Regions from separate parts of the Homo sapiens genome. Here region 1 is linked to region 2. Evidence: chromatin contacts called from ENCODE Hi-C or POLR2A ChIA-PET data. All regions are on one chromosome and are shown on one strand. Each heading gives the region's core, a stretch centred on a gene start or an enhancer-like site at or near the end of the contact. The rest is flanking DNA. Distances are from core to core; before and after follow the strand shown. Region 1 overlaps FLI1 (Fli-1 proto-oncogene, ETS transcription factor). Region 2 overlaps ETS1 (ETS proto-oncogene 1, transcription factor).

Region 1 (4,319 bases), core at 373-2,872, 180 kb before region 2:
TTGGTAACTAGTTGGTTTTTTAGAATCATAACTTGCTTTGGTTATGTGTTGGAAGCAACGAAGCATATTCCTCTCATCTTAATCATTTTTGTGTAAATGTCATGTAAAAAAGTGGGGCTTTCCTTGACTTCTCCAATCCCAGGCTTGTATCTATCCGGCCTTAACGTCTTTCTCAGAGCACTCTAGTTTTTCTTCATAATACCTACCACATGTATAATTAGATATTCACCTATGCAAAAGTGTGATTTGTGTCGCTCTCCCATTGGACTACACTCAATGGAGGCAGGGTCTTCCTCTGTTTTGTTCACCTGTGTCCCCAAGGACTTAGCACAATGCCTGGCAGAGTATGCACTCCAAAACTATTTGTCACATGAAAGACTTTCAAAGTTTTTATTTAGCAGCCCATATAGAACATGAGAGTCAAAATGACATAGACTCACGTTGGTTCTGTCTGCCCATCAGAATTTCCTGAAAAGCTTTTTTAAGATGCACGGTTCTACCTTAGATGTCCTAGATGAGAAGGGGGGAAGATAGCTGGAGAATAATCTGGTACTGATTGGCTGAATGGATGGAGAAAGAAGGGAACCAGTGAATTTTTTTCTGGCCTCTTCTGCTATAGGATTTTAGACAAGGCTCAGCATGCTTTGGTGCCTTAATTTATTTCACTGTTTAGTAAAGCTGGAGTCACATTTACCACTCATCTCTTCTCCAAAATTGCATGACATGTCTAGTTAAGCAATTTTTGTTTCTTTTCTTTTCTTTTCTTTTTTTTTTTGAGATGGAGTCTCGCTCTGTCCACCAGCCTGGAGCACAGTGGCACGATCTCGGCTCACTGCAACCTCCGCCTCCCGGTTCGAAGTGATTCTCCTGCCTCAGCCTCCGAAGTGGCTGGAATTACAGGCGTGTGCCACCACACTAAGCTAATTTTTGTATTTTTATTAGAGACAAGGTTTTGCCATGTTGGCCAGGCTGATCTCGAACTCCTGACCTCAAGTGATTTGCCCGCCTCCGCCTCCCAAAGTGCTGGATTACAGGCCTGAGCCGCTGCGCCCCATCTACTTAAGCATTTTGAAATCTTAAAATAGGAGACGGTTCTGAGGTCAAATCACGATGACCGTTTCTAGCATGATGGCTTTTCAGCACATGGCTATGAACTTTGGGTTTTGCCAAATGATTTTTCATGCAAGTTCACTCAGGAAGGGTTTTTTTGTTTGTTTTTTGTTTTATTTTTGTTTTTTGTTTTGTTTTTGTTTTTTGTTTGTTTTTTCTGACACGGCCCCTTTAACAGAAAAAAAAAAGGGCTGCTCAATTTGTTAACCACCCTTTCATACTTGACCTCTTGTTTTGTGGTGCAAAAGTTACACGAGCAGACCGTTAGACAAGCACACTGGCTCGCTGGTGTGTTTTGCACCATCTATCTGCAGCCAGGCAACCTGTGCTCAGAGAAGATGAGAGCAAACTCACCAACCCCCCCACATTTAGGTCCTAAGGGCTCCCTGCCCCTGAGCAGTGCTGGGGTTAGTCCAGCCCAGGTCATAAGCAGCACAGGAAGCAGAGGGCATGGCTAATGTACATGTCACCGTGTGGCTTATGGTCACAGCCTCACCCTACCTTCAAACCTGTGCAAGCTGCAAGAGCAACAGGAAACGGCCAAGCGTCTATATATAGCCACATTGAACTTATCCAAAGGTGCTGTTTTGCACAGATTATTATGAACTTCTTTCACGGGGAGAGGACATGATGGCATGTGCCTTTTCCTCAGGACCTCTCGAAGCACTTGTAAAATTAACTACTCCACCTGAGAAGGAAGAAGGATGTTACACCTTTTGGTTTCTTCATTTTCAAGGCAAACAGACTGGTGCCTTTTCTTTTGCAAAAGATTTCCGGACACATTCAGCAAAGGCTAAGAAAGGATGGGAAACGGCAATGGAAGCATGCAGGATTTCTGTGAGCCTCTAAATACAGCCCATTGGGAAAACCATTCATTCCATAGATTGAGTTTCCCTTGAAAATCATTAATTAGTCTTTGCTTCTCCCTAATACATTTCCCTGGCAAATAAATAAATACACCCCTTCGTGGTGTATCCATCACGCAGCCCTTGGTGTAGCTCTCCCAAGATCCCAAGAGGCAGAGACAAAAGGAGTGGGTGTCAGGGCTTGAAGGGCCCAGCACCACAGACCACCTTTGTTCTCAAAGGGAAGCCTTCAAAAAGAAATGAAAACATGTGTCTGTTCCAGAGCCCTTCTTTACTGCTTTGGAAGTGACTTTCTGGGACTGCCAGTGTATTTATCAGCATTCTAGAATAGAATGCATGTTCTTGATACTGAGCCTGACTTTAGTAGCACCGATTTGCTCCTTACCCAGCTCTTCTCCCTATTGAGTAAGCACAGAAATGAATAGGATGAGCAGCGCAGCTACTGAGAGGCTGACCCACAAAGGTGAGCGTAAACGTGTGGCCTACACCCGCAGTCTGGGTGACCTCAGCCAATTAGGAAACCTCTTTGAGATTCCAGTTTTCATCTGTAAAATAGGGTTGTGAGGATGGAATGAGAGGATATAAGTAAAGTTTTTAACACAGTACACACTTAACAAATGCACAATACAAGGTAGGCATAGTCAAGGTGGTGATAATATACAAATCAGAGTGGGACTTGAGAACAGAAAGAATCCAGATTTCAAGATTTTCGACTTTTCTGTTTCCTGAAACTTCCCTTGCTAACTCAGTTGGCTAGCTCTGGCAACATGAATGAACTTTGTGTTCTGATATTAGAAATGTTTCAAGGTCAAATGCCAGATCAACATAGTTTCCTCAGAGCACTCCCTAACACAGGGCCACTTAATCAACATGGTGCCTAAAAGGTGCAGTTCTTCTGTTCTGAAAAGGCATTAAAGTTATAGAATTGCATTTTGAAAAAATAAGCATCTCTTTAGCAAAAATCATTCTGGAGAACAAGGTCAAAATGCTTCCCATCTCCACAGTCCCACCAGCCAGTACCTGGGACATGCTCTTCCAGCCTGGTTCTCAAGAACCGGGCTCTTGGAATGGGGAAGGAGAGGTGAATGATCTGGTTGCCATCCTTTTAAAAAGGGGTGACAGGTATGTGCATTGATTTAGTGTACATGACGACTGGTAAAAGGACACCAAAGGGAGCAAAAGGGGACCTCAGTTGTCCTGAGTCCTGAGTTCATTCTGGAGCCTGCTTGGTGCACTCGTGTTTCCCCCGGGCAGTGCCATATGCCTCACATACCTCCACTCTGATCCTTTTCTTTTCCCACCTCTTTAAATGCAAAGCATCGCCAACCATTGTTCAGTCTCATCACTGAAAGCTGAACACACAGTGGCAGAGGCCAAAGCCTGTGGCTGTGTGTGCCTGAGATTAAGACTTTTATCTGATCTTTGACAACTTGCAGAGGAAATCCTGTTCCAAAACTCACAGCCCTGAGAGAAGGGTTGCCAGCAGTTCTTCCCTCCCACCTGTGAGATAAATCAGGGCACTTGAAATGCGAACATGGTTGATAAATATAATAAGCTTGCCTCCTCTCGCTCCATTAATCTCTCCCCCTACCTTTTTTCTTTGAACCATGGAGCACAACAAAGTCTCTTGGCAGAGCCGGGCTGGGAGTCCTTTGTGTTGCCCTCGTACACATCCGATTACAAAGCAGAGGTGCCTAGCAGAAGAATCCCTGCAGCTGAAACTCAAATGACCGTCCTGTCTTTAGGATTCACGCAGGAGCTCAGCCAGCTCTTTCTAAACCGAGGCAGACACGGGTAGCTGTGTCATATCTGTGTAGACCCAAAGTGGTTCTCAACTCCTTGAGTCAAAGAACATCAGGCAGAAGGGTGTGTCTCTGGCGGTTGGAGTAGAGGTTGCAAAAAGTTGTAGGTTCCTCTCATTTCCTTCACCCCACCCTTGGCTAGGGGACTAATTGAATGTGGTTAGTTCTAGATGGTTCATCATATCCCTGGACTTGATGTAGCCAAGGCAGGTTTACCTGATACTCAGGTACAGCTGGGATGCCCACCAGGGCAAATGGGGAGTGCAAATGAGAATTTCTGTGCCTGAAGGGAAGAATCCCAATACAGAACGCACTGGAACGTTTGCCTTGACTCTGCTCCTTGTTTGGCTTCCCTTACTGCAAAACAGGAGTGGCTCTGGTCACAAGGACACTCAGGGCATACTGGGTGCCCAAGGGGAATGGACAAGAGAAGGCATAGAACCTGCCTCAGGGAGATTTTACTCACAGGGGCCACTGCAGTTATGGAAGAAATGTTGTTCAAAAAGTGTCCAAGCGTCAACACGCAGGAGCACCACCAGCA
Region 2 (4,456 bases), core at 1,761-4,260:
TGGTCCAGCTCTCCTCAGCGATGGGTGTTGTTTGGACGGGGATTGTGGGGTTATAGGGAAGGGAGATGAAGACATAGACCAACCAGTGATTTCTCCAGCTGTGGTACATTTCCTTGGAGATGTGTTGAATATAAAGAAAGAGAAAAAATACTCGACATTTTTTTCATCTTCTTTTATCCTATTTATAACTTCAGTTTCCTTCCCGTCCTCCGTCTCATGGCTACTGCCCACCACTGCTCCCCCTTCACGTTCATGCTCTCAGAAGGGATGAATGAACTTCTTTTCCAAGGACTACACATCTGTCAGTGCAGAGAACACTGACAGGAGGGGCCATCAAGGAATGAGCAAGCCTTTTCAGAATGTTGTTCCTATTCACGAAGGGGCAGAGGCTGAGGAGGAGGAGGAGGAGGGTGGCGGGAGTGTGGAGGGAAGGGGAAGAGAGAATCAAGCAGAGAGAAAGTATGAATGAGGGAAAGACTTATCAGGTGAGTGGGAGAGAATACTAAAGCGCCAAGGTCTGTCGGGAATCGATTGGACAAAATAGATGATAAAGCGGGTATGGTGGAAGAAAGAAGAGATGTGTGAAAATGGACAGAAAATAAAGGTGGATATTAGTAGCATGGTAGGGAATAATGGGAAAGGAAGATGAAAGATGAATGGGAAAGGGAAAAAAAGTGGGGAGCCCAGAAAAAGACAAGGCAAGAACAGGAGGGGAAGATAACATGAAAGAGAAAAATAGATGAATCTGAGGACATTAGCTATACAGCTAAAAAGGGAAGCCACATTTGCATGCAATTGCCTGTGCAGCTGTACATTTCTTCACAACAATCTTGTAGTCATCATTTTCTTTCATTTCTACCTCCTCCTACCGTCCGCCTCTTCCCCCTCCTCCCTATCAGCCTGGAGCCATTAGCGAGAGCCAATGGGGCTGAGTGCTGGTGTTCTGCATGAATGAATGGGCCCTTTCTGTCTCAGCTTCTCGTCATCCTTCTGTTAGGGAACCTTGTGAATCAATGGAGCCTCTTACACAAGACACGGCTGAAATGTCTGTTGCTGTTTATAGTCTGACTGGAGTGGAGCCACTGACCCTGCCTCCTCTCTGCTCCCTTCCTCTATTCTGTCCCTCAACCTCAGCCCTTTCTCTCCAACCACCATAACAAGAATCATTTTTACGTTTCAGTTTCTTGCTCCTGTCTCTAAGAGCTCACTGACGTTTTACCGTCATTAACTGTCATGACTGGTTCCTACCCACAGTCCTGTTGGATACACAGGGTAACGGTAGCGAGCCTCAGAGTGGTGCCTAGACCTAGCTGAAGTCAGACACTGCCTGTTTTCCAAAACCGACATCAGAGACCCAGCTGAGCACACAGGACACAAGACCTCGTCCATCCCATCAATGCCAGCGGTCCATATTTGATTTCAACTTCACCCTTATGATGCTCATGAATGGTCATAGTTCATATCAGAAAATACGATGCTTACTTAGCACTCTTCCAAAGTGTTATAGTATCAAATTATTTTTCATTTCAAGGATGGATTTGTCTGAAATCAGCCAAACTTATGGATGTGATGTTGTGAGCAAAGTACACTTTTGCAAAATACTTGCTTAGAGCTGGGAAGCAGCCTGGAGCTAGAGAACATAGGAAACACAACTTACCTTCATGAGGAGGAACCTATAGTCTTATTACCATGGTCTTTGATTGATTTGAGAAACAAGACAATACTTTTTCTTGTAGAATGCAGTTTGCTATGTCTTTGGTCACTGAACACAGTAAAACCTTCACTCAACCACATTCACAGCCTATCTGCCACTTCCCATTCTTCATGAGAAAGGACATCTATTTAGTGTAGTAGGAAAGAACCCAGACGCTGGACCCAGGTTGCTTGTGTTTGCATCAGCTCTTCCGTTATAACTGTGTGACCTTAGACAACTTAATCTTGTAACCCAGTTTCCGGATCTATACCAATGATTCTCCAAGCATGGTCCCCAGACCAGCAGCATCACTATCATCTGAGAACTTGTTAGAAATGCAAAATCTCGAGCCGTACCCCAGACTTATCGAAGCAGAAACTCCCAGGGTACATGAGAATCACTTTAGGGTTTGTTAAGACACTGGTTATGGAGTTCTACCCCCAGGGTTTCTGATTCAGTGATTCTAGGCTAAGGCTCAAAAATTTGCATTTCTAACAAGTTCTCAGGTGCTGCTGATGCTGCTGGTCTAGAGATCACACTTTGAGAACCACTAAGTTAGTATGTGTAAAGCATAAAACAGTGCCGTCACTTAGCAAGCCTGATATGAATATTTGCTATTATGACTCATTGACCCAAAGTGCATTTTGGGAGTCCAAACTGGGTTTCATTGAGTCAGAGAGTGACCCACTGATTGGTTGAACACGTTTGGTGACCAGTGCCATGCCCGGGATACTGAGAAAATACATGGAAAAGGGGAAGCCTCAGTTCTCCTTTAAAACAACTTCTATGCAAGTGTGTGTGTGGGTGTACATTTACATGCTAGAGCAAATGGTTTCCATGTGAAATATTACACTTATTTATGACATAAAGTTTGGCAGTATTAATGTGTGGCTTTGGATCTCACTAAAATCTCTAAAACAAATTTACTAACAAAATGGTGGAACTAAAGAATGTCTTTCCCAAATAAACTTTGGAAGTTCAAGTGGGAGATACGCTGAGATTCCGAGTTCATAGTCCCTCCTGGGGCTTTCTCATATGGCCTAGCGGCTGGGAGAGATCAAACCTGGGCCAGTGTTTGGAAAGGGCTATCCACAACCAGGTGGGATGTCTCAGCAGGAAGCACAGATGCCTCCAATTTGGCTTTTAAGTGTTGAGAGCGCTGAGGGAGTGCCAGAGAGACTTGTTAAATGGAGACTCACCTTGCTCTGAAATGTTTATTCTTATGGCAGGTCTGTGGTTTTACAGAATGGTGTTTCAGACTATCATCTGCTGCACCCCTCTCTTCTTTCCTCATTCAGGGTGTGCTTTTCTTTTCTAAAGGGTGTGTGTCAGGTTCTTTGTTCTTCAGAACAGAACGGTCCTGAGAGTGTGTGTGCTTTAGGGATGTTGTAACATTGGACGATTACAATATTGGACTAATGCTGTCCCTGAGAAAAGGCTGGACGGTTCTTCTTAGAGAAGACTTACAGGGAGTCCAGGCAAAGTGAATTAGAAACACAACTGGGCCACTCCAGTCTCTTTATTTTATTTTATTCTTTCAATTTTCTAGCTCAGTGAGGAACTGTCTATGCTAATGCCCAACTATTTTCTAGGACAAGACTAGGGAATTAAACTCCTGTCTTTAAATAAAGTCCAAACATTAAGGGAGATGGGGAAACATGGACCTTTTTGGATTCTGCCTGGATGGCTGTGCTGTTTGGGAGGAGCAAGCTGTAACCCTACCTGAGGTTCCAGCCTTTCACAGAAGGCCGAGGTTGGGGCCTAGCTGCCCTGACAAGCTACTCCCAGGGGAGAGTACTGAGAGAAGCCTGATGCAGGAACAGCCTTGCCATATATCCCCATCCCATCTCTGAGAGGGCCAGGGAAAGAGGAAGGAAAGCAAGGCCAGCCTAGCCCAAGCAGTCCGCTAGGGAGAGTCCACATGCCTAATATCTCCCGCACACTCGCTCTGTCAGTTTGCTCATCTGATACTGAGATTCTGCAAATGCCTGACCCTATTCTCCATAAGTGGAGGGCATGCCTCTGATCAGCTGTGGACTGAAGTTGCTCCTGCTTCCTACATGGCCTCTTTCTTTTTCCTCCCACCTCCTGCTGCCTTGGTAGCTTTTGAGCTGGTACTATTTCATATTCAGATTACAAGGTCTTTTGGTATACATTTTGAGTATAATTGAAGAGTGTTAAGTCTAAGCAGAGGGTTTGGCCTGGTGTTGTGGGAAGAGCCAGCCTATGCCTCAAGACCCCAGCAGCACATCCCGGTACAGGCCTTCGGCCTTGGCTAAGTCCACTGAGCTTCCCAACCCTCACCTTTCACAGGTGAAATACACTCTTTCCAAAGAGTTCTTGTGTCCACTGCATGAGGGTAGTATAGTTAAAAGGTCGTGGCCTATCGCAGGGGACCAATAAATAAACGCTGCTTTTCTTCTTTTTCCTTTCGCCATGGTGTGAGTGTGGATTTAGGTGAATCGAAGAAACCAGATGCCCACTCACATCTGAGTCCTGCCCACTCTTATCTTGCTCAAGGCTAATGTGCTAGCATCTGCCCACTGTGCCTCATTTCACCAGCCAAAGGAGAGGCCAGCCTGGTGAGGGCCAGAAAGAGCTGCACACCCAGGTTAGAGACCAGAGACCCCATGCTCTCAGGAGTGACCCCAACAGCCCCGAGGAAGGAGGGCTTGGAAAGGCCTTTACAAATGTAAATCACCCCTTTAGGTCCCCGGGAAGGAAGGAAACCAAGACAGACAAACCGAAGCCTCTGGGCTGGGT

Evidence for each region. Hi-C counts contacts between places; a loop is a spot of excess contacts on that map. ChIA-PET counts read pairs that join two places held with the same protein, here RNA polymerase II (POLR2A). Pooled maps may share reads with other maps.
Region 1: a map of OCI-LY7 shows a loop between it and region 2 (6-fold over the local background). The contact joins two enhancer-like sites. A Hi-C loop is called at or near these places in 2 of 168 maps with a recorded cell type or tissue (GM12878 and OCI-LY7), 35 of 37 single-sample maps with no recorded cell type and 8 of 50 pooled maps. POLR2A ChIA-PET finds 5 or more read pairs at or near these places in 5 of 52 experiments (AG04450, GM12878, OCI-LY7 and 2 more).

What each region holds. Positions count from the first base shown.
Region 1 is chr11:128,728,459-128,732,777 of GRCh38, reverse strand. The region is part of intron 1 of FLI1 (Fli-1 proto-oncogene, ETS transcription factor); the gene reads right to left. Among named protein-coding and RNA genes, the nearest start is that of SENCR, 35 kb to the right of the region's middle. Within about 2 kb of position 1,622, at least 7 of the 41 ENCODE cell types and tissues checked have a DNase peak (open chromatin) inside an H3K27ac peak, as active enhancers do; they include GM12878 and OCI-LY7, where a contact is called at or near this core.
Region 2 is chr11:128,549,650-128,554,105 of GRCh38, reverse strand. All of the region lies in intron 3 of ETS1 (ETS proto-oncogene 1, transcription factor), which reads left to right. Among named protein-coding and RNA genes, the nearest start is that of ETS1-AS1, 26 kb to the right of the region's middle. RefSeq lists enhancers at 813-922, 933-1,192, 1,403-1,492, 1,605-1,674, 2,556-3,097 and a cis regulatory region at 701-1,201. Within about 2 kb of position 3,010, at least 8 of the 41 ENCODE cell types and tissues checked have a DNase peak (open chromatin) inside an H3K27ac peak, as active enhancers do; they include GM12878 and OCI-LY7, where a contact is called at or near this core.